Linked DNA regions of Homo sapiens: regions 1 and 2 are each linked to region 3. A link is a contact called in ENCODE Hi-C data. All regions are on one chromosome and are shown on one strand. The core of a region is the stretch at or near the end of the contact, and the rest is flanking DNA. Distances in the headings are between cores, read along the strand shown.

Region 1 (2,943 bases), core at 177-2,676, 760 kb after region 3:
GTTCTTTTTGTATCCAAGTGCCAGGTCTTAAAATTATCCCTTGTAACTTTCTTCTCTGTGGATTTGGCCCATCATTCTAGCCTGAGATCCTTTTGAATCCTGTCAGCCAATAGGTCCCTCTCTCTCTAAGCCTCATGTCATTAGCTAATTTAATAAGTAAGACTTGTGTCTGCCCTTTTAAAATCTGACCTTGTCAGAAGACTCCCTGGACAGTCAAGCTGATTACTACAGATACTCCCTCCATTTCTCTCTTACTGAAATAATTTGTGATGGCAGTCACAAATCTGACTGTCCCAAGATGCCAGGGCTGTCTCCTCTTATAGAGCCTCATGTGTGGCACTGTGCTTGTCTTGTCCATAACTGCACTTACCCTACTACACAGGGCATTTAATAAATGTGTTTAAATCACAGAATTTCATTGTTTTTCTGGCATGGGACAACAGGAAAGCCGATCTGGAAAAACAACAATAACAACAAGACAGCTGCTACTTTCCTCAGCCGTCACACACGCTGCCCACTTCACAACTATCTCCCCGGCCATGAACTTGAACTTGAGAGAAGAATGAGTATCAATGAATTAAGATGTTTTAGAAAGTATCTGAACATACAATTGAGCTGGCACTATTTTGTACATCAGGATTTTAATATTGCAAAGGACTGTATTGATTGCCTAAATCTAAAAATAATTTCATTAATGGAAGAAGATGTAATGTGATTTAATATGCAAATTAATGCTGCATTCACTGAAAACTATTAAACCAGCTCATTTAGCAATTTGAGTGAACATTGCTAATACATTTCCAGAGTTTTCTTTTTCCTCTACAATCATACTGAAAACTCCTGAAAGACAACAAATGTCTTTTAGTTCTGAATACTCTATATAGCAGTCTAGAAATAGGCCAAGCTAATGTGAGGTATAGTGCTTATTATTCTTTGAATGTTGTTCTAAATTAAGGAGACAAGTTGCAGAAAAGTTAACTACTGTGAACTGGAAAACCTCCAATTAAGTAGTTGGATTCCAACCTCTCCTTGACTCACAGGCTGGAGGACATTTATCAAAGCATAGGGACATCGGGACTGAAAACAAGGGCTGATTTAGACAACAAAAGCTCTGATTCACTCTCTCCATGTTGACAAAATATACTCTATACCCACAAACTTAAGCTGTGTCCATGCACACACAAACCAGTCTGAAACAAAAACAAGTGAGCATTTAAATTTAGACCAATTATGACAGCAAAAGCTGTGTTCTTTGGCATTCTACCAAACAAAAAGCTTCAGAAACCAGCACTTCAAATACTCCCCTGGTCCACACATGTATTCTAGCAGCAGGGACTGGCAATGGAGCTAATTCCAATCAACGAGGAAGCTATTTAGGTCCCACAAGGCTGACTCTGAGAGTCGCTGGGGGATGCTGGGGTGCTGGCTCCACTCGAGACGGTACAACAGCCCCTTCTATCCTCTCAGGGAAACAGGGGCAGCTGCCCAGGGGAGGCTCACACTGCACTTTCTCTCCCATCCTAAATCCTACAGCAGCCTTCACAGTTTCTCTTTTTATAATTTTATTTTATTTTGGTGAAATAGAGATAACAAAATTTGTCATCTTAACCATTATTAACAGACTTTATTTTTTAGAGCAGTTTTGAGTTCACAGCAAAATTAGCAGCCAAGTACAGAGATTTCCCATATACCCCTGCCCCCCTCCCTACCCACAGCTGCCCCATTACCACCTTTCCCCCCACCAGTGTGGTGCATTTGTTACAATCAATCCTACATTGACACATAACTACCACCTCAAGTCCATGTTTATGTTAGGGTTCACTCTTGCTGAATCCTATGGGTTTTGACAAATGTATAATGACATGTACCCACCATTATAGGAGCATACTAAATAGTTTCACTGCCCTAAAAATCCTCTGTGCTTTGCCTATTCATCCCGTCCTCTCCCCAACCCCTAATTCTTTTACTGTCTCCCTAGTTTTACCTTGCCCAGAATATCATCTAATTGGAATCAGTAAGTACTATTTTCAGATCAGTGTCTTAGTATTTCACTTAGTATTGTACATTTAAAGTTTCTCCATGTCTTTTCATGGTTTAATCATTTCTTTCACCTGTGGAATAACATTCCATTGCCTGGATTTACCACAATTTATTTATCCATTCACCTACTGAAGGATATTTTGGTTGCTTCCTAATTTTAACCTCTTTTATGTGTACAATTCAGTGGCATTACTTGTATTCACAATATTGTGCAACCATCACAACTGTCTATTTCTCAAACTATTCCATCACTTCAAAAAGGAACTCTGTTAAACATCAAGCAATAACTCCCATTCCTCCCAGCCCCTGGTGACTTACTTCCTGTCTCTATGAATTTACTTATTATTTAATATTTCATGTTAGTGGAGTCATACAATATTTGTCCTTTTGTGTCTCACTTGTATCACTTAGCATAATGTTTTCAGGTTTGTCCATGCCGTAAATATATCAGAACTCCATTCCTTTTTACGGCTAAATAACATTTAATTGTATGTATGTACCACGTTTTGTTTATTCATCACCTCTTGATGAATACTTGGGTTGTTCCCACCTTTGGCAATTGTGAATAATGCTGTAATGAAGATTGGTATAAAAGTATTTGCTTGAGTCCCTGTTTTCAATTATTTTGGGTATATATCCAGGAGAGGAATTGCTGAGTTATATGGTAATTCTATGTTTAGCTCTTAGAGAAACCGCCAAACTTTTTTTCAGCAACTCCACTATTTTACATTCCCACCAACAACACACAAGGGTTCCAGTTTGCAGCTTCTCTTAAACCCAAGCAGAGTAGTTAGTTCAAATGAAGGTTATCTTGAAGTTACCTGGCCTATTGATTAGCTGGCATCCTTCCTCCACCCTAGACTCTATGAGATAAATTTTACTATAAGCTATTATAATTTACCA
Region 2 (3,073 bases), core at 438-2,937, 580 kb after region 3:
TTTTAACAGGCCCTCCAAGGTAATTCTACTGCACACTTAACTTTGAGACTTACTGCCCTAGAAAAACAGAAAGCCTTAAGGTCTACCATTGTAATCACTTGAGGGGGGATTGTTGCTTTAGGACCACATGAAATTGCCAATATTCTGCCTTTGACATACAAAAATGTCAGTGTCATGTAATTCAACCTGATACAATTGACTGAAAAAACCTGTCAGACTTTGAAGGGAGGTTGCCTTTTGCTTGGGGCAGAGAGCTCACACTACAGAATAGCTATTTCACTTATGCCTCAAGGACCCAGGTAAGTAAACTATAAGGTAAATGAAGGTATTTGTTCACCCCCACCCTTTTTTTTAAAACTGGGGTCCTGTGTAAATATATTACCAACGCCAGTTACTTCAGTGTACACATCCCTCCCTTCCTTTCCCCCAGCTCTGTTGGCTTCCCCTTTAAATAGAAATATATATAACTAAGAAGAAGGAATATTTTTTCCTGTCCTTAGCCAATTTTTTTTTCTTGAAGGTTCAGCTGTTGCCATTACTGCATCTTTAACCACCCCCTCTTCTTGCCCCTGCACATTCTTTTCTATAGCAGTGGTGTCCAGCTCTGCCACTTAGTCTAATCAGTCTTCTGAAAGACACAGCTGTTTCTATTTCAGAGACGAGCCTATCCATTTAGTACACATTTTAGTCAACTTTAAGTAAACTGGTTTTGAGTAATTAAAACTACAAGATGGACTTTCTGTTTTCACGTGTAGGTCAAAATTAGCTATTCCATTAATTCTCTCAAAACACGTAACTAGCCCCCTTCCTTTTTCATTTTATTTTTAAACCAACACTGAGTGTTGTGCTAGGCTTTGCCTTACAGAAATTAATAAACTAGAGATGATATTATACTTAGGTAATACCACAGCCATGCACATAAACTCTATAGTAAAAGACAATAAATGAAGTAGACTAATGAGGGTGTATATTAGTCCGTTTTCACACTGCCTATAAAGACATACCTGAGACCGGGCAGTTTACAAAAGAAAGGTTTAGTTGGACTTACAGTTCCACGTGGCTGGGGAAGCCTCACAATCGTGGCAGAAGGCACATCTCACATGACAGCAGACAAGAGAAGAGAGCTTGTGCAGGGAAATTCCCGTTTTTAAAACCATGAGATCTCATGAGACTTACTGTCACAAGAACATCACGAAAAACACCCACCCCCATGATTTAGTCATCTCCCACCAGGTCCCTGCCACAACACATGGGAATTATGGGAGCTATAAGATGAGATTTGTGTGAGGACACAGAGCCAAACCATATCATTCTGCCCCTGGCCCCTCTCAAATCTCGTATCTTCACATTTCAAAACCAATCATGCCTTTCCAACTGGTTTTGAGTAGTTAACCCCCAAAGTCTCAACTCAAAAGTCCACAGTCCAAAGTCTTATCTGAGACAAGTCCCTTCCACCTGTGAGCCTGTAAAATCAAAAGCAAGTTAGTTACCTCCTAGATACAGTGGGGGTACAGGCATTGGGTAAATATAGCTGTTCCAAATGGGAGAAATTGGCCAAAACAAAGGGGCTCCAGGCCCCCATGCAAATTCAAAATCCAGCAGGGCAGTCAAATCTTAAAGCTTCAAAATGATCTCCTTTGACTCCATGTCTTGAATCCAGGCCATGCTGATGCAACATCCTTTGGTCTCAAGCAGTTCTGCCCCTGTGGTTTTGCAGGGTACAGCCTCCCTCCTGACTGCTTTCACAGGCTGTTGTTGAGTGTCTGCGGGTTTTCCAGGCGCACGGTACAAACTGTCAGTGGATCTACCATTCTGGGGTCTGGAGGATGGTGGCCCTCTTCTCACAGCTCCACTGAGAGGTGACCCAGTAGGATTCTGTTGGGGGAGGGCTCTGACCCCACATTTTCCTTCCTCACTGCCCTAGCAGAGGTTCTCCATGAGAGCCCCACCCCTGCAGCAAACTTTTGCCTGGGCATTCAGGTGTTTCTATACATCTTCTGAAATCTAAGCAGAGGTTCCCAAACTTCAATTCTTGACTTCTGTGCACCTGCAGGCTCAACACCACATGGAAGCTGCCAAGACTTGAGGCTTCCACCCTCTGAGGCCACAGCCTGAGCTGTACCTTGACCCCGTTTAGTCACAGCTGGAGCGGCTGGGACCCAGAGCACCAAGTCCCTAGACTGCATAGGGCAGAGGGACCCTGGGCCCAGCCCATGAAACCATTTTTTCCTTCTGAACCTCCAGGCCTGAGATGGGAGGGGCTGCTGCAAAGGTCTCTGACATGCCCTGGAGACATTTTCCACATTGTCTTGGAATTAACATTTGACTCCTCATTACTTATGCAAATTTCTGCAGCTGACTTGAACTTCTCCTCAGAAAATGGGATTTTCTTTCCTATCACATTGTCAGGCTGCAAATTTTCCAAACATTTATACTCTTTCCCTTATAAAACTGAATGCCTTTAACAGCACCCAGGTCACCTCTTCAATGGTTTGCTGCTTAGAAATTTTTTCCACCAGATACCCTAAGTCATCTCTCTCAACTTCCAAGTTCCACAAATCTCTAGGGAGGGGCAGAATGCCACCAGTATCTTTGCTAAAACGTAACAAGACCCACCTTTGCTGTAGTTCCTAACACATTCCTCATCTCCATCTGAGACCACCTCAGCCTGGATTTCATTGTCCATATCATTATTAGCATTTTGGTCAAAGCCATTCAACATGTCTCTAGGGAATTCCAAACTCCCTATCTTCCTGTCTCCTTCTGAGCCCTCCAGACTGTTCCAGTCTCTGCCTGTTACCCAGTTCCAAATTCCCACATTTTCCTGCCTCCTTCTGAGCCCTCCAGACCGTTCCAGTCTCTGCCTGTTACCCAGTTCCAAAGCCACTTCCACATTTTTGGGTATCTTTTCAGCAGTGCCCCACTCTACTGGTACCAGTTTACTATATTAATCCGTTTTCATGCTGCTGATAAAGACATACCTGAGACCAGGCAATTTGCAAAAGAAAGGTTTAATTGGACTTACAGTTCCACGTGGCTGGGGAAGCCTCACAATCATGGCAGAAGGCAAAAG
Region 3 (2,827 bases), core at 237-2,736:
TTAAAAGCTCAGGGTTCATAAATGTTACAAGTATGCAAACTCTAACAGAAACTCTGCATTTATCTCCTACCCCTCATAAAATCATATGTTCTCAATGTCTGTCACAGGGTTATTCAATTTCTCCCCAGAATTGTCATCCTGGAGGGTGAGACAGAGGCACTGTTTGTTCTAGTAGCCATCAACCAAAATAATATCTGGAATACAGATTTAAAAGACACAGTGTTTGATGCCAAAAAGGCTTAAGTGCAGTAATACTGATACACATTTAAGCAGATGTTGTACATGCTATGATTCAAATGTTTGTGTCACTCCAAAATTCACATGTTGAAACCTTAGCCCCAAGGTGATAATATTAGGAGGTGGTGGCCCTTAGGAGATGATTAGATCACATGGGAGGAACCTCATGAATGAGATTACTGTTCTTGTAAAAGAGACCTTCCTTGCCCCTTCCACCATGCAAAGACATATTTAAAAGCCTCCGTCTATGAAAAAGCAAACCATCACCAGACACGGAACCTGCCAATATCTGGATCTTGGACTCCCCAGCCTTTAGAACTATAAGAAATAAATTTCTATTGTTTATAAGATACCTAGTTTATAGTATTTTATTACAGGGGCCCAAACAGACTAAGAGAGTACATGTTGTTTAGACAGGAGTATAATGAGGATTTAGTAAGAATACAGTAAGGTGAAAACAAAATGCAATCAATTGTGGAACAGAGGGAAGAAATGTTGCCTCTGCTTGGAGAGAGTGTTGGAAGGCTTTATAGCAGGGGTAACCTTTGAACTAGGGGTTTCTGAAATAAATGTGTACAGGGTAGAATTTCCAAGCAGCAGAACGCATGCAGAAAAGCATCAAGAAGTCATAAAATAGGTTGTTCTTGGCAAATGATACAAAGTTATAGGTGTGGGAATGTTGGTCGTGAGAGGAAGTTTCGTTCTCAGAATCAAAATCAGTAGCAGCTAGGTACTCATCTCACAATGTTGCTTCAGAAAAATACAACTGTAAACTTATTCCTTGAAATATTGCAGGCTGCTCATTTTTCCTGGGTTTCTCACTGTGACTGTCCACCTATCACTTCCTCTTTCCTTAGCTATTGTGCTTGCCATGTCTTCTATTACTCAGTAACTCAGGAGAGAGATATGGGCTTACATTACCAAGGTCTAACAGGATGGGAGACATGAGGCTTGTTGAAAAAAAAAAAAAAGGAGTAATTCAACATACATGATGGGATTTGAAGATTTTAATTCATGTCAGAATTCTTTCTGGATTCCAGATTTGGCTGCAAATTTCATAAGAAATCGTTGAAGTATAGGTATTTGTAGTTAAACGATCTCAACGAACAAGACATACTATGGTCTTTAACCCCTGTGCTCCAGGAACTTAGATCCCTGGTGTTCCAGGCCAGTGTTCTTTTTATCCTGTTTTATCCCTGCTTAGGTATGCAAAATCAAGAATAAACAGGGTTTCTTCCTTCAGTGGAAACAGGGTCACAAGCCACCAGGTGGCAGTGGTCGTTAAAAGTGGATACAAGTTACAGGACAAGAATATTCTGTACTCCTTCCTCTTTTCATCCTGGCCATATTGGAAAAGTTTTTCATGTTCTAAAATTTCATGAACATCTCCAGCTGGATCCTACTTTTCTATGGGCAATGCCATTCTTTCAGTTTCTCAAGTTCATGTATTATTTACCTTTCTAATCACTTATTTTTTAATCCAATTAATCTGCTTCTTACTAACACATTGTTTTTATCACATGAATTTTCTCAAATACTTGCAATGGCTTCTTAGCAACTACTTTGTTCTTGTAAAGTTGCTGTGAAGTTGTTAACAATTGCTTTGTAGTCAAGTAGTTTTCAAGCTCTTCAGGCTCATAACCAAAACTCATACTGCCTAGACCAATCCACCTTTACATAAACATAGAATCACATAGTGTTGTACATTGAAAGTAACTAGTAAAATTTGTAGAAATTATAAATTTACAAATTTGTAGTAAAATAATCACTACACAAAAAATAATAAAATATGTAAATATTATTCAAATCTATCAAAATATGTATTTAAAATACCAATCATTGAAATGGCATATAATTGATATTTGTATATAATTATAAATATACAAATTTATAGAAATGAAAATATAAGGGTTTTAGCCCTTATATTTTTTAACACCAATAAGTCATTTAAAGCTATCAACTGAAAAGTGAAATAACAGGCACTAAAACTTAGAGAAATTATGGTTAGGTTTATTTTGAGCCAAGTTTGGGGTCTTAAGCCTGGAAACACAGACTCAGTGCAGACTGAGAATGAGTCTCCAAAGTAGGTTCCATGAGGCACAGTATATAATTTCCTAATAGAAGGATGCATGTGGTACAGAAGGTGGGAGAAGCAGGGCCATGAAGCAGCAGTTACATTCCTATGATTCTGACTGGTGCTCAGTGACACTATCCATAGGTGATATATATGCATAAAGTGTACATGCAGTTGAGCGGGTAGGGACTAAGGTTAGGCATCTGAGGATCTGGTACAGGGTGAGTGATTCCATCTTGTCTTTGTTCTACCTCTGATACACGTTTATAACCTGTACCTGTCGGTGAAATACTTAACAAACTGCAGTTACGCAGGTAAGAGGTCAAATTTAGTTTATAGGCCTAGGTTTTATTACCCATGTGCCTGACTGCAACCATCGTGGCCACTGTTAAAATTTTCTTTTGATTTTTTTTTTTATGACAAAGCCTATAGGCCCTTGAGGTTTAAAGATTACACATTATAAAATTTCAGCCAGGTACAGTAGCTCATGCCTGTAATCCCAGAGCTGTGGGAGGC

What was found. Hi-C counts contacts between places; a loop is a spot of excess contacts on that map. Pooled maps may share reads with other maps.
Region 1: a map with no recorded cell type shows a loop between it and region 3 (4-fold over the local background). The contact joins two enhancer-like sites. A Hi-C loop is called at or near these places in 15 of 37 single-sample maps with no recorded cell type and 11 of 50 pooled maps.
Region 2: a loop to region 3 is called in a map with no recorded cell type, with 4 times the contacts of the local background. The contact joins two enhancer-like sites. A Hi-C loop is called at or near these places in 1 of 168 maps with a recorded cell type or tissue (PC-3), 2 of 37 single-sample maps with no recorded cell type and 2 of 50 pooled maps.

The regions. Positions count from the first base shown.
Region 1 is chr2:138,707,747-138,710,689 of GRCh38, forward strand. The region is part of intron 1 of NXPH2 (neurexophilin 2); the gene reads right to left. Among named protein-coding and RNA genes, the nearest start is that of NXPH2, 71 kb to the right of the region's middle. Within about 2 kb of position 1,427, at least 2 of the 41 ENCODE cell types and tissues checked have a DNase peak (open chromatin) inside an H3K27ac peak, as active enhancers do.
Region 2 is chr2:138,522,109-138,525,181 of GRCh38, forward strand. The region is part of intron 1 of SPOPL (speckle type BTB/POZ protein like); the gene reads left to right. Among named protein-coding and RNA genes, the nearest start is that of SPOPL, 22 kb to the left of the region's middle. RefSeq lists enhancers at 2,012-2,061, 2,072-2,161. Within about 2 kb of position 1,688, at least 2 of the 41 ENCODE cell types and tissues checked have a DNase peak (open chromatin) inside an H3K27ac peak, as active enhancers do.
Region 3 is chr2:137,946,430-137,949,256 of GRCh38, forward strand. No RefSeq gene overlaps it. Among named protein-coding and RNA genes, the nearest start is that of HNMT, 17 kb to the right of the region's middle. Within about 2 kb of position 1,487, at least 2 of the 41 ENCODE cell types and tissues checked have a DNase peak (open chromatin) inside an H3K27ac peak, as active enhancers do.